3 separate regions of the Homo sapiens genome follow, and all the other regions are linked to region 3. Evidence: read pairs that join two places in POLR2A ChIA-PET (ENCODE). Cell type or tissue: CD4-positive, alpha-beta T cell. All regions are shown on one strand. Links, peaks and the distances in the headings refer to the core of each region. The heading gives the core; the rest is flanking DNA.

Region 1 (7,650 bases), core at 930-5,929, 62 kb after region 3:
CAGCCTCCCAGGGCTGCTGTGAGGAAGCAGCACACACAGCTTCAAAGGCCAGGACTCTGTCCCCTCCCAGCCCTGGAGCCTGGAAGTCCAAAGTCAAGGTGCGGACAGGGCCGCGCTCCTTCCGGCCCCTCCAGCATCTGGGGGATCCGGGCATCCCCTGGCTGTGGCCGCAGGGCTGGGATCTCTGCTTCTGTGTCCCGTGGCCTCCTCCCCGGGACTGTGTCTCCTTCGAATGAGGACACCAGGCACAGAACACCCGCTCGGCCAGTGCGGCCTTTTTTTTTTTAACCACTCACATCTGCAAGGACCGGATTCCCAAATAAGGCCACACACACAGCTTCCAGGTGCCAGGACATGATCACACCATTTTGGGGACACAGTTCAGCTCTGCACGGGGCACTCTAGTGACCAGGCCTGCTGAGGGGCCCTTCTCCCAGCCACCAAAGACTGGCAGTGTCTAGGAAGTGCCACCTGTGCCCCACGACCACCTGGAAGCCTCTTCTGTCTGCCCCCCAGCCCCCTCCAGGAGGAGCCCCTCCCATCCCCGTAGCCTGTTTCCCTCCCTGTAATGCAGGGCAGGGTTCCTGTGAGGGCTGAGGCAGCGGGCATTCAGCCAGGCTTACACGGAGCCCTCGGTCAGCGTTGCTGCGGGACTGGTCAGTGAGGGGTGCACCCTGGACAGAGGCGGAGGGAGAGACCGGGCCACGGGAGCCCAGGACTGGGCGCGGGGCGCCGGAGGTGGGTGGGGTAGTGCCCAGCAGGTCCCTAGGCGGCGCACCCCTATCCTCAGTCTGACCTGCTCCAGGGACCCTGGGCTGTGCTGTCACATTGGGGCCTGGGGAGCAAGTCGGAGTCTGTGCTTGTTCTTTCTGTTTCGTTGCTTTCCAGGTCTTTTAAAAACTGAGACAAAATTCACATACCACAAAATCCACTTTATTTATTTGAGACAGTATTTTGCTCTGTTGCCCAGGCTGGAGTGCAGTGGTGTGATCATAACTTACTGCAGCTTCCACCTCTCTAGCTCAAGTGATTCTCCTGCCATGGCCTCCTGAGCAGCTGGGACCACAGGTGCCCGCCACCATGCGCAGCTGGTTTTTGTATTTTTTGTGGAGATGGGATCTCACTATGTTGCCCAGGCTGGTCTTGAACTTCCTGGGCTCAAGCTGTTTGCCCACCTCAGCTTCCCAAAGTGCCGGGATGGCAGGTGTGAGCCACTACGCTCGGCCAAATCCACCTTTTTTTTTTTTTTTTTTTTTTTTGAGACAGAGTCTTGCTCTGTTGCCCAGGCTAGAGTGCAGTGGCACGATTTCAGCTCACTGTAACCTCTGCCTCCCGGGTTCAAGCAATTCTCCTGCCTCAGCCTCCCGAGTAGCTGGGATTGCAGGTACCCACCACCACACCTGGCTAATTTTTGTATTTTTAGTAGAGACGGGGTTTCACCATGCTGGCCAGGCTGGTCTTGAACTCCTGACCTCGTGATCCACCCACCTCGGCCTCCCAAAGTGCTGGGATTACAGGCGTAAGCCACCGTGCCGGGCCCAAATCCACACTTTAAAAAAGTATATTCACAGAGTTGTGCAACCACCACCTCTGTCTAGTTCCAGAACATTCCATCATCCCACAGGAAGCCCCGTTCCCATCAGCTGTCACTCCCCAGCCCATCCCCACCCCCTGATAACCTGAATGCTTTTCCTGTCTGTGTGGATTCCTGTTCAGGACAGGACATTTCATAGAAATGGCCTCACACACTGCGTGGCCTTCTGTGTTTGGCGTCTTTCACTGAGTGTGAGGTCCTCAAGGTGCATCCGTGCTGTGGCTTGGGTCAGAGCCTTGCTCCTTTTCATGGCTGGGTCGTGTTCCAGTGTGTGGACGGCCTCACTGTGCTGGCCCTGTTCCTCCGTGGTGACTGCGCTGCAGGAGCCAGGCTGTCATGAGCTGTGGGTCCACCTGGGAGCTGAGGGTCCACCCGGGAGCTGTGGGTCCACCCGTGAGCTGTAGGTCCTGTGAGCTGTGAGTCCACCCGTGAGCTGTGGGTCCAGGTGCCTATGAGCTGTGAGTCCACCCGTGAGCTGTAGGTCCTGTGAGCTGTGGGTCCACCTGTGAGCTGTGAGTCCACCCGTGAGCTGTGAGTCCACCCGTGAGCTGTGAGTCCACCCGTGAGCTGTGGGTCCTATGGGCTGTGGGTCCACCCATGAGCTGTGGGTCCAGGCGCCTATGAGCTGTGGGTCCACCCATGAGCTATGGGTCCTGTGAGCTGTGAGTCCACCCTTGAGCTGTGGGTCCTGTGGGCTGTGGGTCCACTCCTGAGCTGTAGGTTCAGGCTTTTGTGAGCTGTGGGTCCTCCTGATGGCACGTGGGAGTGCAGCTGCTGGGTTGTTACTCCCCATTCGCCTCTTTTGAGGAGCTGCAGGATGGTTCCCAGGCCACTGCCCCGCGTCCTCAGCAGCGCTTGTGGTTGTGGGTTTTTTGCGTGGAGCTGGTGTGGAGCTGTCTCTGGGAGTGGCTGTGATTGGCTGCTGGGTTGAGCGGTGGCTGTGATTGGCTACTGGGTTGAGCGGTGGCTGTGATTGGCTGCTAGGTTGAGCGGTGGCTGTGATTGGCTGCCGGATTGAGCGGCTCCGTGGGTTTCTTCCCCATTGGTTGTTTTCCATTGGCGGGCGGGGTGCCTGGCAGGCGGGCCCCTCGCCCCAGCGGCACGGACCCGTGTTGTCGCCCAGCCTCCAGGAGGTGATGGGTCGTGGCAAGGGGTGTGGGCGACAGTCTGCACCAGCCTCCGCTGCTGCGGTGCCTGGTCGCGGGGCCCCAGTGGGGCTGGCACAGGGCCTCAGGGTCTAGAACAGGGTGAGCCCGAGGGGGCGGAGTGCACAGGGTTTGAGGGCCCCCTGGTCCCACTCTCCCCTCAGAGCCCTGGCGGGAGTCTTACAAGCCCAGAACTGTCCCGAGCCCTCCGGCCCAGCCACGGGCTCCCCTGGCCTCTCGGGGCGGTTTCCTTCTTTCCCAGGGCCCCTGGCCACAGGGCCGGGCCCTTCCTCCCCTCACAGAGGAGGAGCCGTGGCCACCTGCGCGGTCTCGGCCGCGGTCTCGTGGGCAATGCGGCCTCTGCCCCGTCAGTCGCTGAGTACAGGCAGATGGGGCCCGTCCTCTCCACAGCCCGGCCGTCCTCCCACCCCCTCTGGCCCTGGGGCCTCCCCAGCTCCTCCAAGGACACCGAGAATGACCGCCTGTGGCCCAATGTGAGGTCCCATCAGGTGTCTGCCCCGCGGTGTCTAGGCCCCTGTGATGCGCCAGGGTCCTCACAGTGCGGGCAAGAGTGTGGCCGCGGGCGGGCTCGCGGCCCGGGGTTGCCCCAGCAAGTGCATCATTGACACTTGGTTTTCTACCAAAGCGAGAACGTTCTTTTCCCAGGACGCTACCACTTGTTCCTGCCCAGGGGGCCGAGGCCGGGTCTGGCCAGAGCCTGGAGAGGAGGGGCCCAGGCTCAGCTCTCCCTCCGCCAGCCCCAGATCAAGGGAGGCCACGGGGCCCGCTGAACCCCCTGGGCACGGACAGCAGGGAAAGAGCAGGGAGGGGACTTTGCTTCGGCGGCAGGGGCTTCTCGGGGACCTCAGCCTGCAGGGGTGGGGTGGGGAGAGCCCCAGGGGGGCGCAGCAGGGCCTGAGGTGCGCTTGGCATGCGTGGGGTGCTGGGTGAAGGGAGGCGGTCTTGGCCGCAGTTTCCCTGCCTGTGGTTTGGGGGCACCAGGAACAGCAGCTGGTCCCCGTGGAACGGAACCCAGCTCCCTGCAGTCTGGGGAGACCGAGGCCCATGCCCACCTGGGCATTCTGCACGTCCGCCGGGTGCCCCAAAGGGGGCTGGTCCTGCGGCGGGGCACGGGTGGGGTTGCGTGTTGACAGCGCCTGTGGGAGATCCGCCCCGTACAGTAATTCTCCTCGCACTGCCGGTAATTGCCCTGACTTACGGGGCCGGCATCATTTCCTGAAAGTCAGCCCCGGCCTTAGAGGAAGTAGGCGCCGGCGGCGGTGACTAAACCGACATGCAAATGCAGCCGGGCGGAGAGCCGCCCCCGTCCGCCCCGGCCGACCCAATGCTGGGGCTGCTGCCGCGGTCATGAGGGAGCCGCTCCCGGGCAGCGCTTCCTGGGGGACCCCTGGCCCCCCGAGCGCCGGGACCATGTCCCAGCTGCAGCTGTGGCTGCAGTTTGAGGCTCTGAACAAGGTAACACTCCCTTCCCGGGGCGGGCGAGGCCCTCGGGGGCAGGGGTCTGGGAGGTGGGACCCCATTCAGGACGGCCGGGCCCCCTGCCGGAGCAGCCGGCATCTCATCCTAGAGTCCGAGGCCGCCAGGATCTAAAAAAATCCCCACCCCGCCCCGTCCGTCTCTTCTGGCAGTGAGAGGGAATCTGCCGGAAGGTTCCGAGGCAGAGATTTAAGACTTCGGGCTGGGAGCGGCGCCCTGTGCGTAGGCTGGGGGACCCGAGCGGAGTGGGGGGGTCGGGCTCAGCCCTGCCCGGACGGGGGCCCTCAGTGACAGTGGCAGTGGCTGTCGGGAGGGCTGCGTCCCCCTCCTTCTGCCCCTGGGGTAGGACCCAGAGCTGTGGCTTTCCTCTGGAGAAGCCTCAGGTGGAGGGGCTCTGGGTGTCTTATGGGGCTCTTGTAGGGAGCGGAGGCTGGGTGGGCCTGGTCAGGGCTGGCTCTGGTGGCGCAGGCCGGCAAATCCCTGTGGCTCTGTGGCTCCCCATGGGTCCTGGAGCACAGGGCAGCGGCAGCACATCAGGTCTGGAGTCAGTTCTGGAGTCAGGTCTGGAGTTGGCTGCCCAGGGCAGGAGGAGCTGTGTCTGCTGCTTTTGAAGCGGGCAGAGCCAGGTCCTCCCAGCCAGGTCCTCCCAGCTCCCCACCTCAGCCCAGGGCTCCTGAAATGCTACAGAGACAAGAACCACAGCGGGCAGCCCCGGCCCTCCCTGGGGCCCCAGAACTGGGGGCTGGCGGGGAGGGATGCAAGTGTCACCCTTGAGGGGCCTTGGTGCTTGCCCTCACTACAGACTGCAGAGGGGCCCGGTTCCCTGGGGAGGCACTGGGTCCGCTGAGCTGAGGCTGGAGGGTGGGTGGGTCATGTGGTGAAGGATGCAGGAGCCTGGGCCGGCCTGGAGGGGCTGTGGAGGGACACACAGGCGCGGGTGGGACTTAGGCTGTCTCTGAGGTGAGCTGGTGGCTGCTAGGAGTCAAATCCAGATGTGGGCAGAGGACGGAGCCACTGTGGGGGGAGCTGGCCTGGCTCTGTTCAGCTTCCCACATGTGAACAGGGCCAGCCCTGGGAACCCCGTCTCCCTCTGTCCCTAATCGCTGAGGGCACCTGCTAGAAGTGAAGGCTTCGAGGGCTCATGCACCTGGTGGGGTGTCCTGTGCTGGGAAGGACCGGACGGGGAGCAGGGCGGGGCCTCGAGGCTGCGTTCTTGAAGCCTGAAAGCTGCAAGCACTCCCTCATTATTAGACTTTCACTTTTATTTATTTGTTTTTGTGACAGGGACTTGCTCTGTCACCCAGGCTGGTGTGCAGTGGCACGATCTCGGCTCCCTGCAACCTCCACCAACTGGGTTGAAGCAATCCTCCCACCTCAGCCTCCTGAGTAGCTGGGACTGCAGGCACATGCTGCCATGCCCAGCTAATTTTTAAACGTTCTGTAGACATGGAGTCTTGCTGTGTTGCCCAGGCTGGTCTTGAACTCCTGGGCTCAAGTGATTCTTTCACCTTGGCTCTAAAACAGTAGGATTACAGGCATGAGCCACTACGCCCTGCTTGACTTTTAACTTTTTTTTTGAGATAGGGTCTCGCTCTGTCTCCCAGGCTGGCGTGCAGTGGCGCAATTATAGCTCACTGCAGCCTCGACCACCTGGGCTCAACGGATCCTCCTGCCTCAGCCTCCTGAGTAGCAGACGTGAGCTCCCCCCTGCCCGACTTGACTTTAACTTTTCAAACTGTTTTAGAATGACAGAAAAGCTGCAGGGACAGTGCAGAGAGTCCCCGTGCACCCACTCCCGGGCTCCCTGCTGTTCTATCTCCCGTCTGTGGCTGTCACGGCTGATGAACCAACATCCGTACGCCACCGTTAACTCCTGAGGCCCACGCTTTGCTTGGATTGCCTCAGTTTCCCCCATGTCCTTTCCTGCCCAGGACCCCACGTGGTGTTTAGGCGTCTCCTCAGGCCCCTCTGGGCTGTGATGGTTTCTCAGAGGCCCGTGTTTCAGATGCGTTGGGCGGTCCTGGGGCTGGTCGGGTGGTGTGGATGCCCTGGAGTAGTCGGGCTGGTGTTTCCTCAGACTGGGGCAGGAGTTTTGGGTGGAGGACCCTGGGCGGGAGGACCCTGTTGTCCTGTCTTCTTGGGCCAAGGGCACCTGGTGAGGGCGTGGGGCAGGTGTCTCTGCCTGAGGTCCCTTCCCTCTGTCCACGCTGAGCTCCGGGGAAGGACTGGCCGTGTGACCCACGCATTTGGGTTTGGGGAGCTCTCCTCCGCTCTGCCTGCGCTCCCTGCACCACCAAGGCCTGGGCGGTTCTGGGCCCGATAGCAACTCACCCCCGCTCCTGGCTGGGGCCTTGACCAACTCAGGAGCCCCTGACCTTGCCCGGGAAATGCTTCCACGGAGGGTCCGGGCCACAGGTCAGCGTGACCAGGCCCTCTGCAGCCTGGGTGGGCAGTGTCCGGAGGGCCCTCGTGGGCCTCAGTGGGATGAATGCTCCCCAACCCTGCCGATCGGGGCCTCCAGAGGCTCTGGGAGGTGGACTGCTCCTACCCTCCTGGGGTGGGGGGTGCTGCACCCTACCTGGCTCTGGGCCTCAGGCGGGCAGCATGGACACCTCTGTCCCGGGGGTCTCTGTTTGGGGGCAGGTTCCTGAAGGTCCCTAGTGATCAGTGCCCAGGTGCTTGGGTCTGACAGGGTGGGCAGTGGGCAAAGCTGAGCAAGGTGAGGGGGACGGAACCCACAGCTTCCAGGGAGAGACAGCGCCCCCTTGACATGCCTGGTTTTTTTCTTTGTTTGTTTTTCTTGAGATGGAGTCTCCCTGTGTCACCCAGACTGGAGTGCAATGGCACGATCTCAGCCCACTGCAGCCTCTGCCTCCTGAGTTCAAGCAGTTCTCCTGCCCCAGCCTCTCGAGTAGCTAGGATTACAGGCACGCACCACCATGCCCAGCTAATTTTTGTGTTTTTAGTAAAGACAGGGTTTTACCATATTGGTCAGGCTGGTCTTGAACTCCTGACCTCAGGTGATCTGCCCACCTTGGCTTCTCAAAGTGCTGGGGTTACAGGCGTGAGCTACCATGCCCAGTCTATTTTTTTTTTTTTTGAGACAGAGTCTTGCTCTGTCACCCAGGCTGGAATGTAGTTGTGCAGTAACAGCTCACTGCAGCCTTGACCCCTCTGGGCTCAGGTGATCCTCCCGCCTCAGCCCCCCGAGTAGCTGGGACTACGGGCATGCACCACCACACCCAGCTAATTTTTGTATTTTTAGTAGAAATGGGGTTTTGCCATATTGTCCAGGCGAATCTTGAACTCCTGGACTCAAGCAATCTTCCACCTTGGCCTCCAAGTGCTGGGATTACAGGCGTGAGACATCACATGTGGCCGGACACGGTGGCTCACGCCTGTAATCCCAGCACT
Region 2 (7,650 bases), core at 930-5,929, 110 kb after region 3:
GCCAGCTCCTGTGGGCTCCAGCCCTCGGCCTGGTGCAGATTCCAGGAGCCGGAGGTTCTTTATCCTGAGCTGATGTCCAGGGGGACTTGCAGAGGAGGCCCGGCACGGGGTCCTCCAGGGGCCTATCCGTGTTCCCCGTCTGTCTGTCGGACACTCTGGAGCCAGGCTGCTGTGCTGTGACGGGCAGTCAGCAGAGCAGTTTAGTCCCTGGCCCACCAGCTGTGGGGTTCACGCAGCCACACAGAGCAGCACCCCTGTATGGGGAAGAGGTCGCCCTGCCAGCTCTGAGGGCCGCCCCTGGAAGCGTGTGATGGATGGAAACACATCCGAGTTTCCACGGCCACTTCACTGCTGGATGAGGCTCTCGATGAGCAGAGAGGCTGGGGAGGGGCGGGCTGTTGAAGGCTCCTGGGCTGGCGGTGGGGTTTTCTGATTCACGACGTGGGTGTGTTGTTGGGGCACACGAGTAAGCCCCAGGTAGCTTGAGGCAGGAAATGGGGTTGGGGTTGTCTGGGCCCCTCCGGGCCGTGCCTTAGAGCCGCTCTCTTCCAGTCCCTGGTCGACATGGCCCCCAAGTACATCCTGGAGCAGTTTCTGCAGCAGGAGCTGCTCATCAACATCACGGAGCACGAGGTGGGCGCGCGCCGCGGAATCCCGCCTGCGTGGGGCCGGCAGAGATGCAGCGTTTGTGGGTGGCCAGGAAGATGTGGGATCTGGGGCCCAGGGCAGGTGTTCCTATTAGTGCATGGAGGACAGGGTTCTCAAAGGGTGGCCCTGGGCCTGCAGCAGCCGAACCCGGGAGCTTCCTAGAAATGCAGATCCCGGCCGGGCGCGGTGGCTCACACATGTAATCCCAGCACTTTGGGAGGCCGAGGCGGGCGGATCACGAGGTCAGGAGTTCCAGACCATCCTGGCTAACACGGTGAAACCCCGTCTCTACTAAAAATACAAAAAAATTAGCCAGGCGTGGTGGCGAGCGCCTGTAGTCCCAGCTACTCGGGGAGCCGAGATTGTGCCACTGCACTCCAGCCTGGGAGACAGAGCAAGACTCCATCTCAAAAAAAAAAAAAAAAAAAAAAATGCAGATCCCGGGCCCACCCCAGCCTGTAGAATCGGGACTGCTGGGAGTGTGGAGGGACCCTAGTGCTGGGACAGGAGGAGTCCCAGCAGGAGGTGGCTGTGCCCAGCCCGTCTGCCTCAGAAGCCCCAGGAGCTGTGACTCCGTCCCCCGCCTGTGGAGCCAGGGTGGGGTGGGTGGGCTCCCTGAGTGCCGGGGATCGGGGTGGGGTTCAGGGCTCTTGTCCGTCTGAAGGCGCAGGGGCTGTGGTGGCACCTGGGAGCCACGTGGGGTCTCACCAGCCCTTGGTGATGCCTGGTGGCTTCCTCTCTCGGCAGCTAGTCCCTGAGCACGTCGTCATGACCAAGGAGGAGGTGACAGAGCTGCTGGCCCGATAGTATCCTTTCCAGCCCCACCGGCCCCGCCCCTCCCTGTCCCTCGAGACTTCCGCGTTCCCCCCCCACACACACCCCTGCCCCCCCAACGGCCCTGTCTGGCATTTTCCTGACGGTGCTTCGCAGTAAGCTCCGAGAGAACCAGCTGCCCAGGATCCAGGCGGGGGACCCTGTGGCGCGCTACTTTGGGATAAAGCGTGGGCAGGTGAGCCCTGTGGGGAGAAGGGGCCCTGGGGCTGCTCTGAGCTGACCACTCGGAGAAGGGGGCTTCTGTCCCTCCCCGACAGCCCCTCCCCCTTGATCCAGGGCCTGGAGGGGACCTCGAGACCACACCCCCAATATCCCCCTCTTAAAGCCAGGGCCACTGGGCCCAGAGAAGAGCGTGACCCAGGTTCCCAGGGAGCGGGTCCCACAGCCCAGGGTCAGCCATCTCGGACCCCTGCCGGCCATCCCCAGCCCGTGTGCTGCCCGCCTGCTGTCTGGTGACTGCAGTGAGACCCCTCAAGCATTCGCAGCCCCTGCTCTCTGTCTCTGCAGGTGGTGAAGATCATCCGGCCCAGTGAGACGGCTGGCAGGTACATCACCTACCGGCTGGTGCAGTAGCTACCGCCTGACAGGTGAGACGGCCGAGGGACAGGCACTGAGGTGGGGTCAGAGGCAGGGGTGTCGTCCCCTCCGTCGGTGTGCAGGGCTGTTCTTGCTTTGTCCGGCAGCAAGACCCTCCTAGCACCAGCCCAGCTGGGCCACCAGGCGCTCCCAGGACACCCCCAGACCCCCAGACCCCACCCGACCGTAGGCTGCAGCTCTTGGGGCTGTGCGCCTGGACGGGAGAGTCCTGGTACGCGGGGCGTGCGTCTCTCCGCCGCTGACCCACCTTAGAAGCAGGAGACGTTCACCTGCAGGGCAGTTGTGCGGCGGGACTTTCCAGAAGAGGGTTTAGAAACCTGCCCAGAGACCCCAGAGCTGAGAGAGGAGGCACAGCTTCAGGCCAACCCTTCCCTGAGTGGGCACCTTGGGAGGGACTGGCCGGAGTCTCAGGAGCGGGACAGCCTCTGCCCATGGCGAGAGCCTCCCAGCTTCCCCTGGACTCTGGTCATGGCGAGCTGCTGTCCTGCAGGCCGCCCCACTTCACACTCAGCCCAGGGGTGGGGCTTGGCCTGGTCTGACGCTGGCACGGTTCCTTTGAGGTCAGAGCTACTGCCCACGCCTGTGTGACCGCTGGGCACAAGGGAGCCGTCCGGCCTCTGCACTGCGGCCTGGGCCGCCTCCTGCCAGGCCTCCCGCACCCCGTCACGTTCGGTGGGCGTTGTGCTGTCCTGGGCATACTGGATCTGCCCCTGTCGTGTGACCACTCTCCCCCTTTCCTAGCCCCTAGAGGCGGACACACAGCGACCCCCATCCCTGCAGGACAAACGCCCCTGCCCTGCCAGAATCCGGCCCCCACAGCTCTCACGGCTGCTGCTCCTCTGGACTCCCCAAGGCAGGTGGCCTCCACCCACGTTCTCCCGTCCTGGGGTGAGGCTTCCTGTGGCCCAGCCCGCCCCATTCACCTGTGGATTTGTGCGAGATGCAGCCTCAGAAGGAACAAGGCCCCCAGAGGGAGGTCACCTGGGGGCAGCTGGTGCCGGGTCTTCACCCAGACCACGCTGGGTCCCCTCTGTTGGGGGTTTGGGGTCCGGGTCTCCCACCAGCCACTGCTTCCTCCTGGGCCCTCGGCCTTCCACCCCTCGTCTTCCCTCCCTCGGGGGCCCTGATGCGTGGCGGCCCCCGCCCGGCCTCGGCTCTTTACTCCATTCACAGCCATGCACGCGCTCAAGCCACCAGGGTGCGAGATGCCAGCTCTGGAGTTCTCGGTTGTTGTAGGAGGTTGGGTGTTTTCAAATGGTAAAGATGTTTTGAGCAAATAAATTTGCTTGATACAGAAACCAGGCCGACTAACAAGGTTTCCAGCAGGTGGCCTTGCCTCACCCCAAGCACACGAGGTCAGCCTGGCAGGTGTGCCCTCCTCGCGCTGGCTTCAGGGGTCAGTGTCTCCCCAGGCCCTCGCCCTGCCCTCCCACTTCGTGCTCCTGGGTAAGGCGTGAGCGTGTCTGTCTCTTCCCTTCCCGTGAGGGTGTGGAGTTGTTCTCTGGCTTGTGCAGCTGTGGTTTGCGGCCAGTTCCTCTTACAGACGTTTGGGATCTGGCTCTACTTCCCCGTTTGCTTACTGTCTGATTTCAGAAGGCCTCGCCTGCCCAAGTTTAACCTAGCCACGTGGTTCTCTCACAGTAGCTTTATTAAGATGTAATTCACCCTCGGGCGGTCGGTGGTCTGTAACGCGCCCACTGTTCTGTGCAGCAGGGTCCCCAGATCCCCAGGCCGCGGACTGTGTGTGTGATGGGGACAGTGCTTCCCCTTCTCTCCAAATGTACTTTTTTCAAAATTGTCTTGGCCAAAGCAAGCCAGACCCAAAGGGACAAACACTGATGTCACTCCTAGGAGGTCACTAGAGTCGTCAGAGACTGGAAGTAGGATGGGGGTTCCCGGGACTGGGGAGTTGGGTGGGGATGGGGGTTCCCAGGGCTGGGGAGGAGGGAGGGGACAGAGTGTGTCATGTGCACAGTTTTAGTTTGGGAAGATGAGAAAATTCTGGAGGTGGCCGGGCGCGGTGGCTCACGCCTGTAATCCCAGCACTTTGGGAGGCCGAGGTGGGCGGATCACCTGAGGTCGGGAGTTCGAGACCAGCCTGACCAACATGGCAAAATCCCATCACTGCAAAAAATACAAAAATTACCTGGGCGTGGTGGTGCATGCCTGTAATCCCAGCTACTTGGGAGCTAAGGCAGGAGAATCACTTGAACCCAGGAAGTGGAGGATCGCTTGAGCTCAGGAGTTAAAAGACCAGCCCGGGCAACACAGAGAAACCCCCCACCTCTACAAAAAACTTTAAGATTACCTGGGCACAGTGGCTCACACCTGTAATCCCAACACTTTGGGAGGCTGAGGCGGGAGGATCATTTGAGCCCAGGAGGCCGAGGCTGCAGTGAGCTACGATTGTGCTCCTGTACTCCAGCCTGGGCCACAGGGTCACACCCTGTCTCAAAAAAAAAAAAAAATGCAGTTCCACAGGCGCATGGGCCACGTTTCCAGTGCTTGGTGGCCATGTGGGGCTGACGTGCGAAACCTTAGAGCCGGGGGATACGTCCGTCATCGAGAACGTTTTCCTGGACTGCCCTGGGCTGCAGGTGGACGTGACGAGGTCATTCGATGCCTGACCGTCTGCACAGCCTGTGGTGAAGACCACCCGGGCTCCCACCTCGCGGGGCCCCGTGGCGGGGGGTTCCCTTCCTCACACATCCCTCCCCTAGGGGGAGGCCCAGGGCCACGCCACGGGGCTCTCTCTGTCCCCTCCCTGGCCCCTTCTTCTAAGCTTGCAGCTGCCACAGAAAATCTTCTAAGCTTGCAGCTGCCACAGAAAACACCCGATTAAAAACTTTTTATTTCAGCAAAATAAACGTGCCTGTGAAAGAACCACACGGTGGCTTCCGAGAGACCCCACTGTGTACCTGAGCCCCAGGTGGCCACACCTGGTGTTCTGGAAAAGGGAGTCCAGGGCCAGTATTCAGGCCCTGCTGTACTGCACCCTGGAAACTGCACCAAACCCCAGCTCCGCCCCCATCCACGGCTCCCAGAATGGTTTCTGGAGTCCCTGCAACAGACCTGTGAGGAGAGGGCAGGGCAGGGCCTGCCTCCTGCGTCCCCGTGATGACCTGGGGGATGCACTGGGCAGGGACAGCTTCCTCCATCCACACAGCCCTGTGGGCACCAACAAGGCCACTGTGACTTCACACGACAGCAGTGTTCCCCAGCTCAGCTGAGCCGGGGTGCAGGGGACAGCACAGGGCACAGTCCTGTGCCGCAAGGCCCTCGTGCTCCTGGAAGCCTCTGGGAGGAGGCGCCCGCTGGTGGGACGTCGAAGTCCAGGCGCTCTCGGCAGCGACCCCAGGACGGCGCACCTAAGCTATGCCGTGGTGCAGGGGACGTGCTGGAGGGACAGGAGCAGGCAAGAGAGAAGCCACCTGTGGTCCCAGCCCCACCCCAGCTCACACGAATTCCGGCTGCCTTTCCCTGCAGGAGCCCAGTGTCATCCGCCCGCCACGGAGCCTCATGGGGGGCAGTGGGGCCTGCAGCACGTTGTTGGACTGGTTGGTGTTGAATCCTGAGAGCTGCTGGGCCGGGCCGTCCTCGTCCCCGTCCCCGTCCTCCCGGGCTGTGGCCTCCAGCTGCTCCTCACTGCCGCTGTGGCTGCCAGAAGCCACCTCTAGGCTGGCCTCGCTCTGCTGCTGCTCCAGGAAGCTGAGGTGGCCCAGGGCACTGGCCTCCGATGAGGACAGCAGCTCGGAGGCCTCCTCTAGGTCCGAGTCCGAATCGTTGGACACAACTCGGGATTCTAAGAAAGGGAGACAGATGGCGGGGGGAGACAGACAGGAGAGATGGAGGAGAGACAAGGGGAGGGACAGACAGGAGAGATGGGGAGAGACAGGAGAGGGGGGAGAGAGATGGAGAGACAGGAGAGATGGGGAGAGACAGGAGAGATGGAGGAGAGACAAGGGGAGGGACAGACAGATGGAGAGACATGGCGGGGAGGAGGAGAGAGAGACAAGGGGAGAAACGGAAGGAGAGAGGTGTTGATAGGGTCTGGCTCTGTGTCCCCACCCAAACCTCATCTTGTAGCTCCCATAATTCCCACGTGTTGTGGGAGGGAGCTGGTGGAGGATGGTTGAATCCTGGAGGTGCGTCTTTCCTGGGCTGTTCTCATGATAGTACGTGGGTTTCACAAGATCTGATGGTCTAAAAACTGGAGTTTCCGGACACAAGCTCTCCCTTTGCCTGCCACCATCCATGCAAGATGTGACTTGCTCCTCTTTGCTTTCTGCCATGATTGTGAGGCCTCCCCAGCTACATGGAACTGTAACTCCATTAAACCTCTTTCTTTTGTAAATTGCCCAGTCTCAGGTATTTCTTTTTGAGACAGAGTCTCTCTCTCTTGCCCGGGCTGGAGTGCAGTGCCATGATCTTGGCTCAGTGCAACCTCTGCCTCCCCGGTTCAAGTGATTCTCCTGCTTCAGCCTCCTGAGTAGCTGGGATTACAGGTGCCCTCCACCACACCTGTCTAATTTTTGTATTTTTAGTAGAGATGGGATTTCACCATGTTGGTCAGGCTGGTCTTGAACTCCTAACCTCAAGTGATCTGCCTTGTCCTCCCAAAGTGCGAGGATTACAGGCGTGAGCCACCGTGCCCAGCCTCAGGTATTTATTTATCAGCAGTGTGAAGACAGACAACACAGGTGTCCCATAACTAGATGCGGCACTCGGCCAGCTGCCTCTGACAGGTGGTGCTGGCCCCACGTGGGTCAAACTCCCAGCCCCACGCCCTTCTCTAGAAAAACGGGCTCCTGCAGGAAAGGCACTTAGCCTGACCTGGTGCACCTGGAGCCTCACAAGGCATCAGCCCCACGTTCACGTTACTGGTTTCTGAGTGCGGGGTAGGCACCTCAAAAGGCACTGCCTTGCCTGTTTTTGCAGCCGGTTAAAGGACACTGAATGAGTAGCTCATAGGTGTGGTCTCCGTGGCAGACGAAATCCACAGAATGTGCAGCACCGTGGACCCTGCCACGTGTGTACAACTAGGTCATGGCACCTGCGCCCATGGGTGGCACACGCCAGCCTCCCTTGGGGCCGTTCGGGCAGCCACACACTCACCTCTGCACCCGTCCGCCGCCGCCTCCTGCAGCGGGTAGACCACCGCCTCGCCCGCCTCCAGGTACGGCACCTGGACGACTACCTCAGCTCGCTGGTTGGATGACTCGTCCTGCAAGTGCAGAACGGAAGTCATAGAGGGGCCGGGGCTCCATTTTCCATGTTATAAATTAACAAACCCACCCACACAGCCCGTAACAGCTACTGACACCCGCTGTTGCCCAGGCGGTCTGTCCTCAGCCAAGAGCAAACCCGAGAAACCGCAGCCCCTAAACACCCAGGGAAGATGGATTGAAAGAATACGAGACGCCGCGTGCAGTGGCTCACACCTGTAATCCCAGCACTTCAGGAGGCCAAGGGGGGTGCGGATCACTTGAGGTCAGCAGTTCGAGACCAGCCTGGCCAACAAAGTGAAACCCCATCTCTGTTAAAAATACAAAAATTAGCCGGGTGTGGTGG
Region 3 (7,650 bases), core at 1,006-6,005:
GGCTTAAGTTACAGGTGAGGGCCTCAATTATAGGTTGGAGAGGCCCAGGTTCCTGGCGGGGTGTAGGTTTACAGGTGCGGGACTGGGGTTTCAGGTGAAGTCCGGGCTTACAGTGAGTGCCACAGGTTACAGTTGCAGGGGCCCAGGTTCTAGGTGAGGGTCTGGGTTATAGATGAGAGAGGCCCAGGCTCCAGGTCGGGGGCCGCAGGTTACACATGAGGGCCTCAGGTTCCTGGTAGGAACCCCAGGTTACACTTGCAGAGGCCCAGGTTCTAGGTGAAGGCCTGGGTTACAGATGGGAGAGGCTCAGATACTAGGTGGGGGTCCCTGGTTACAAGTGGAGGGGCCCAGGTTTCAGGTCGGGGCCTGGGTTCTAGGTGGGGAACTGGGTTTTCCTTTTTTTTTTCTTTGAGACGGTATCTTGCTTTGTTGCCCAGGCTGGAGTGCAGTGGCGCAATCTCGGCTCACTGCAAGCTCCACCTCCCGGGTTCACGCCATTCTCCTGCCTCAGCCTCCCGAGTAGCTGGGACTACAGGCGCCCGCCACAACGCCTGGCTAATTTTTTGTATTTTTAGTAGAGACGGGGTTTCACCGTGTTAGCCAGGATGGTCTCGATCTCCTGACCTCGTGATCTGCCCGCCTTGGCCTCCCAAAGTGCTGGGATTACAGGCGTGAGCCACCGCGCCCAGCCGGTAACTGGGTTTTCAGGTGAAGGCAAGGGTTCCAAAGAGGGGGGCACAAGTTCCTGGTGGAGGTTCCAGGCCCCAGGTGGGGGCTGGGTTCCAGGTTCAGAGGTCCCAGGTTCTAGGTGAGGGCCTGGGTTACAGATGGGAGAGGCCCAGGTCCCAGGTGGGGGCTGGGTTCCAGGTTCAGAGGTTCTAGGTGAGGGCCTGGGTTACAGATGGGAGAGGCCCAGGTCCCAGGTGGGGGCTGGGTTCCAGGTTCAGAGGTCCCAAGTTATAGGTGGGGGCTTCTGCCAGCCCCGCCCAGGGCTCAAGCCTCCCTCCATCTCTTCCTCCAGGCTGTCACCTGTCATCTCTCCTACCCACCCATGACTCCCCCCAAACACACAGATCCTGCCCTCCAGCCTGCAGGGCAGGAGCTCTCCTACCATTTCCTCCCCTAGAACCCCTCGCTGACCCCACGTTCCCCCCGGCTCCGATGCCCAGGCCCCCGTTCACCCCCACCCTGCGGAGAAATGCCCGCCAGTCCTCCCTCCTGGCCTCTCTCTGGCCGCAGACCCGTGTCCCAGACCTCCTCCACTAGTGGTCTAAAAGTCGGGGCCTTGGCCGGGCGCGGTGGCTCACGCCTGTAATCCCAGCACTTTGGGAGGCCGAGGCGGGTGGATCATGAGGTCAGGAGATCGAGACCATCCTGGCTAACAAGGTGAAACCCCGTCTCTACTAAAAATACAAAAAATTAGCCGGGCGCGGTGGCGGGCGCCTGTAGTCCCAGCTACTCGGGATGCTGAGGCAGGAGAATGGCGTGAACCTGGGAGGCGGAGCTTGCAGTGAGCCGAGATCGCGCCACCGCACTCCAGCCTGGGCGACAGAGAGAGACTCCATCTCAAAAAAATAAAAATAAAAAAAAAATAAAGTGAAAAAGAGGCAGAGTGACCTCGGGTGGGTAAACCGTGACAAATGGTAATGCTATGGTAATAGGAAAAAGTGATGCTTATGACTATTTATGGTAGTCCTGGGGAAAATGCTTTCTTTGCATTCTCTCATCCTCACCAAACTGCAGGTTCTGTTAAGGGAACTGGCTTATGGGTGGGGGCCCCAAGTTATAGCAGAGAGCCCCAGGTTACAAGTGTGGGCTTAAGTTACAGGTGAGGGCCTCAATTATAGGTTGGAGAGGCCCAGGTTCCTGGCGGGGTGTAGGTTTACAGGTGCGGGACTGGGGTTTCAGGTGAAGTCCGGGCTTACAGTGAGTGCCACAGGTTACAGTTGCAGGGGCCCAGGTTCTAGGTGAGGGTCTGGGTTATAGATGAGAGAGGCCCAGGCTCCAGGTCGGGGGCCGCAGGTTACACATGAGGGCCTCAGGTTCCTGGTAGGAACCCCAGGTTACACTTGCAGAGGCCCAGGTTCTAGGTGAAGGCCTGGGTTACAGATGGGAGAGGCTCAGATACTAGGTGGGGGTCCCTGGTTACAAGTGGAGGGGCCCAGGTTTCAGGTCGGGGCCTGGGTTCTAGGTGGGGAACTGGGTTTTCCTTTTTTTTTTCTTTGAGACGGTATCTTGCTTTGTTGCCCAGGCTGGAGTGCAGTGGCGCAATCTCGGCTCACTGCAAGCTCCACCTCCCGGGTTCACGCCATTCTCCTGCCTCAGCCTCCCGAGTAGCTGGGACTACAGGCGCCCGCCACAACGCCTGGCTAATTTTTTGTATTTTTAGTAGAGACGGGGTTTCACCGTGTTAGCCAGGATGGTCTCGATCTCCTGACCTCGTGATCTGCCCGCCTTGGCCTCCCAAAGTGCTGGGATTACAGGCGTGAGCCACCGCGCCCAGCCGGTAACTGGGTTTTCAGGTGAAGGCAAGGGTTCCAAAGAGGGGGGCACAAGTTCCTGGTGGAGGTTCCAGGCCCCAGGTGGGGGCTGGGTTCCAGGTTCAGAGGTCCCAGGTTCTAGGTGAGGGCCTGGGTTACAGATGGGAGAGGCCCAGGTCCCAGGTGGGGGCTGGGTTCCAGGTTCAGAGGTTCTAGGTGAGGGCCTGGGTTACAGATGGGAGAGGCCCAGGTCCCAGGTGGGGGCTGGGTTCCAGGTTCAGAGGTCCCAAGTTATAGGTGGGGGCTTCTGCCAGCCCCGCCCAGGGCTCAAGCCTCCCTCCATCTCTTCCTCCAGGCTGTCACCTGTCATCTCTCCTACCCACCCATGACTCCCCCCAAACACACAGATCCTGCCCTCCAGCCTGCAGGGCAGGAGCTCTCCTACCATTTCCTCCCCTAGAACCCCTCGCTGACCCCACGTTCCCCCCGGCTCCGATGCCCAGGCCCCCGTTCACCCCCACCCTGCGGAGAAATGCCCGCCAGTCCTCCCTCCTGGCCTCTCTCTGGCCGCAGACCCGTGTCCCAGACCTCCTCCACTAGTGGTCTAAAAGTCGGGGCCTTGGCCGGGCGCGGTGGCTCACGCCTGTAATCCCAGCACTTTGGGAGGCCGAGGCGGGTGGATCATGAGGTCAGGAGATCGAGACCATCCTGGCTAACAAGGTGAAACCCCGTCTCTACTAAAAATACAAAAAATTAGCCGGGCGCGGTGGCGGGCGCCTGTAGTCCCAGCTACTCGGGAGGCTGAGGCAGGAGAATCGCTTGAACCCGGGAGGTAGAGGTTGCAGTGCGCCGAGATGGCGCCACTGCAGTCCGCAGTCCGGCCTGGGCGACAGAGCGAGACTCCGTCTCAAAAAAAAAAAAAAAAAAAAAAAAAAAAAAAAAAAGTCGGGGCCTTGATCGCAACCGCCCCGCTTCACGGACCTAGCTCAGCCCCCCCACGCAATGGAGTGGGGTCGAGCCTCGCACGCACTGGCCCCGCAGCAGCCAGAGGGGTCTTTCCTAGACCCCTGCCAGGTATCCGGTCGCGGATAGAAAAGGGGCCGGCGGTCTGCGCGGACCGCTGTGGCCGCCAGGTGGCGGGCGCGGGCTGCGGCGGAGAGGCCCGCGTCCGGGTTGAGTGCGCGTGCGCGAGGCTGCCCGCTTGGCCGAGCCCCCTCGCCGTGGACCCCGCCCCGCGGTGAGATCCTCCGGGTCCGGAGGCCCCTTCGGGAGCGCAGGGCAAGAGGCAGGAGGAGGGGACGTGTAGGATCCGCTGCAAATAATCCGATAACTGTCCTCGCCACATTCGGCTAAAAAAAAAAAAGTGAAAAATAGGCCGGGCGCGGTGGCTCACGCATGTAATCCCAGAACTTTGGGAAGCTGAGGCGGGTGGATCACCTGAGGTCAGGAGTTCGGGACCGGCCTGGCCAACATGGTGAAACCCCATCTCTACTAAAAATACAAAAATTAGCCGGGCGTGGTGGCGGGCACCTGTAATCCCAGCTAGTTGGGAGGCTGAGGCGGGAGAATCGCTTGAACCTGGAAGGCGGTGGTTGCAGTGAGCCGAGATCATGCTACTGCACTCCAGCCTGGGCAACAGAGCAAGACTCCGCCTCAAAAAAAAAAAAAAAAAGTAAAAAATAATAGGCCGGGCGCGGTGGCTCACGTCTGTAATCACAGCACTTTGGGAGGGGGGCAGATCACGGGGTCAGGAGATCGAGACCATCCTGGCTAACACGGTGAAACCCTGTCTCTATTAAAAATACAAAAAATTAGCCGGGCGTGGTGGCGGGCGCCTGTAGTCCAAGCTACTCGGGAGGCTGAGGCAGGAGAATCGCTTGAACCCGGGAGGTAGAGGTTGCAGTGAGCCGAGATCGCACCACTGCTCTCCAGCCTGGGGACAGAGCGAGACTCCCAAAGTGCTGGGAATACAGGCGTGAGCCACTGTGCCCTGCCATAAAATATATTTTAGAATTCTCATAAAATATATGTAACATGACATTTATTCCCTTTTTTTTTTTTGAAACGGAGTCTTGCTCTGTTGCCCAGGCTAGAGAGCAGTGGCACGATCTCGGCTCACTGCAACCTCTGTCTCCCGGTTCAAGGGATTCTCCTGCCTCAGCCTCCCGAGTAGCTGGGACTACAGGCGCCCATCACCATGCCCAGCTAATTTTTATATTTTTATTAGAGACGTGTTTTCACCGTATTGGCCAGGCTAGTCTTGAACTCCTGACCTTGTGATCCACCTGCCTCGGCCTCCCAAAGTGCTGGGATTACAGGCGTGAGCCACCGTGCTCGGCCTTTTTTTTTTTTTTTTTTTTGAGACAGGGTCTTGCTGTCTCACCCAAGCTGGATTACAGGTGGGGGACTGGGGTTTCAGGTGGAAGCCAGGTTTACATGTGAGTGCCACAGTTTCCACAGAGCCCTAGGTTCCAGATGAGGGCCTGGGTTACAGATCACAGAGGCCCAGGTTCTAGGTGGGGGCCTGGGTTACAGGTTGGGGAGGCCCAGGTTCCAGGTGGGGGACTGGGTTCCAGGTGGGGGACTGGGGTTTCAGGTGAAGGCTGGGGCTACAGGTAAGTTCTAAAGTTCCAGGTGGAGGGGCTGACAGTGTAGGTGAGGGCCTGGGTTCCAGGTGGGGGACTGGGGTTTCAGGTGAAGCCTGGGCTTACAGGTAAGTTCTACAAGTTCCAGGTGGAGGGGCTGACAGTGTAGGTGAGGGCCTGGGTTCCAGACGGGAGAGGCCTGGGTTCCAGGTGCAATCGTAGCTCACTGCAGCCTCAGACTCCATGGCTCAAACAGTCCTCCCACCTCAGCCTCACAAGTAGCTGGGAGTACAGGTGCATGCCACCAGGCCTGGTTAATTTTTTTAACATTTCTTTTGTAGAGACAGGGTCTCGCTATGTTGAACTCCTGGGCTAAGTTGATCCTTCTGAGTCAGTTGAGGACAGGAGTTTGAAACCAGCCTGGGCAACATAGTAATAACCCATCTTGACAAAAACAGCAGTTAACCATGCCTAGCTAATTTTTTTGTATTTTTTGTAGAGATGGGGTCTTGCTATGTTAGTCAGGCTGGTCTCAAACTCCTGACCTCAAGTGATCCGCCCGCCTTGGCCTCCCAGCGTGCTGGGGTTGCAGGCATCCGCCCCTGCGCCCGGCCTCCACGCCCAGCCCCCGTACCCCGCCTCCGTTTAACTTCTTGTGGAGCTACCACACTCTTCCCCAGCGGCTGCAGTCTGGGTATGCTTTTGACTCTTCAGTTTTACGACACGGGAATGCATCACTATTCAAAAACTTAAATTATCACAGAAAAAAATCAGCAAATTCTAGACTGTGGGAAACTTAACAGGAAAAACAACTGGGTTTCATACAAAAGAAAAAAAGAAAAAAAAAAACAAAAACAAACCACAGAAAGAGAGAGGGAGGGCGAACCTGCAGATTAAAAGGCACATAAGAGGCCGGTGAGGTGGCTCAGCCTGTCATCCCAGCACTGTGCAGGGCCAGGAGGGAGGATCACTTGAGGCCAGCAGTTCGAGACCAGCCTGGCCAACATGGCAAAACCCCATCTCTACTAAAAATACAAAAATTAGCCGGGCATACTGGCAGGTACCTGTAATCCCAGCTACTCGTGAGGCTGAGGCAGGAGAATCGCTTGAACCCTGGAGGCAGAGGTTGCAGTGAGCTGAGATCGCACCACTGCACTCCAGCCTGGGTGACAGAGCGAGACTCTGTCTCAAAAAATATATATAAATAAATAAAATAAAATAAATTAAAAGCACACAAGAGGTTTATAAACTGTTCACTAATTGCACGCTTTATTCAGATCCATAACCCAGAAACTATTTTTAAAAATTAGACAATTTGGGCCGGACACAGTAGCTCACACCTGTAATCCCAGCATGTTGGGAGGCTAAGGTGGGTGGATCACTGGATCCCAGGAGTTTGAGACCAGCATGGGGAACACGGCAAAACCTCGTCTCTAGTAAAAATACAAAAAAATTAGCCAGACGTGTCCGGGAGCGGTGGCTCACGCCTGTAGTCCCACAACTTTGGGAGGCCAAGGCGGGCGGATCATGAGGTCAGGAGATCGAGACCATCCTGGCTAACACGGTGAAACCCCGTCTCTACTAAAAGTACAAAAAATTAGCCTCGCAGTGGCGCGCGCCTGTAGTCCCGGCTACTCAGGAGGCTGAGGCAGGAGAATTGCTTGAACCCAGGAGGCAGAGCTTGCAGTGAGCCGAGATCGTGCCACTGCACTCCAGCCTGGGTGACAGAGCAAGACTCTGTCTCAAAAAAAAAAAAAAGAAAAAAGAAAAAAAAAAGACGCATAGGAGAAGCATTTGCTACTATGAAATTTGTACACAGGCTTTTCCGTGGATGTTGATCCTCCCGTGGGTACTTGGGTATTACCTGGGATGGAATGACTCGGTTATATCCTGCATCAGTTGTGTGTGGTGGTCTGGACCGTGGAACCCTGGGCCTATGGTCATTTCCTTCCAACTCTAATAATGTCCTTTTTTTTTTTTTTTTTTGACACATAGTCTCACTCTATTGCCTGGGTTAAAGGGCAGTGCAGCTGTCTTGGCTCACTGCAACCTCCTTCTCCCCAGTTCAAGTGATTCTCCTGCCTCAGCCTCCCAGTTAGCTGGGATGACAGGCACCCGCCACCACACCTGGCTTATTTTATTTTATTTTATTTTATTTTTTGTATTTTTAGTAGAGACAGGGTTTCTCCATGTTGGCCAGGCTGGTCTCGAACTCCTGACCTCAAGTGATCCACCTGCTTCAGCCTCCCAAAATGCTGGGATTACAGGCTTGAGCCATCATGCCCACCCTCTTTATTTTTTATTTTTTTATTATTTATTTATTTATTTGAGATGGAGTTTTGCTCTTGTTGCCCAGGCTGGAGTGCAATGGTGCGACCTCGGCTCACTGCAACCTCCACCTCCCGGGTTCAAGCAATTCTCCTGCCTCAGCCTCCTCAATAGCTGGGATTACAGGCATGTGCCCCCATGCCCGGCTAATTTTTTTTTTTTTTTTTGAGACAGAGTCTCGCTCTGTCGCCCAAGCTGGAGTGCAGTGGCACAATCTCAGCTTACTGCAAGCTCCGCCTCCTGGGTTCAGGCCATTC

The links. ChIA-PET counts read pairs that join two places held together with the same protein. Peaks named below come from ENCODE experiments on the same cell type or tissue, not always from the same donor. Only the 100,000 strongest peaks of a DNase experiment are listed, where the experiment ranks them.
Region 1: POLR2A ChIA-PET joins it to region 3 with 34 read pairs; 12 of 35 experiments call an interaction of 5 or more read pairs at or near these places.
Region 2: POLR2A ChIA-PET joins it to region 3 with 13 read pairs; 19 of 35 experiments call an interaction of 5 or more read pairs at or near these places.

The regions. Positions count from the first base shown.
Region 1 is chr19:1,128,655-1,136,304 of GRCh38, reverse strand. The region is part of intron 4 of SBNO2 (strawberry notch homolog 2); the gene reads left to right. Among named protein-coding and RNA genes, the nearest start is that of GPX4, 28 kb to the right of the region's middle. RefSeq lists enhancers at 1,598-2,097, 2,098-2,599, 2,618-3,281, 4,610-5,274. In CD4-positive, alpha-beta T cell, for the core only: no CTCF peak of the experiment used is centred there; DNase peaks (open chromatin) are centred at 2,574, 3,274, 3,984, 4,444 and 3 weaker places; H3K4me3 peaks cover 3,242 bases; H3K27ac peaks cover 3,145 bases.
Region 2 is chr19:1,083,891-1,091,540 of GRCh38, reverse strand. ARHGAP45 (Rho GTPase activating protein 45) reads right to left here. Exons shown (of 23, transcript NM_012292.5): 22 at 7,195-7,303; 23 at 4,913-5,881. The coding sequence ends at 5,535. POLR2E (RNA polymerase II, I and III subunit E) reads left to right here. Exons shown (of 8, transcript NM_002695.5): 4 at 553-633; 5 at 1,396-1,454; 6 at 1,579-1,657; 7 at 1,990-2,069; 8 at 2,821-4,967. The coding sequence ends at 2,055. Among named protein-coding and RNA genes, the nearest start is that of POLR2E, 7.7 kb to the left of the region's middle. RefSeq lists enhancers at 2,486-2,585, 5,152-5,651. In CD4-positive, alpha-beta T cell, for the core only: a CTCF peak has its summit at 3,196; DNase peaks (open chromatin) are centred at 1,380, 3,580 and 3,970; H3K27ac peaks cover 1,177 bases.
Region 3 is chr19:1,190,641-1,198,290 of GRCh38, reverse strand. No RefSeq gene overlaps it. Among named protein-coding and RNA genes, the nearest start is that of STK11, 11 kb to the left of the region's middle. RefSeq lists a silencer at 3,529-3,758. In CD4-positive, alpha-beta T cell, for the core only: CTCF peaks have their summits at 3,401 and 3,601 (motif pointing right); DNase peaks (open chromatin) are centred at 3,660 and 5,840; H3K4me3 peaks cover 687 bases; H3K27ac peaks cover 1,139 bases.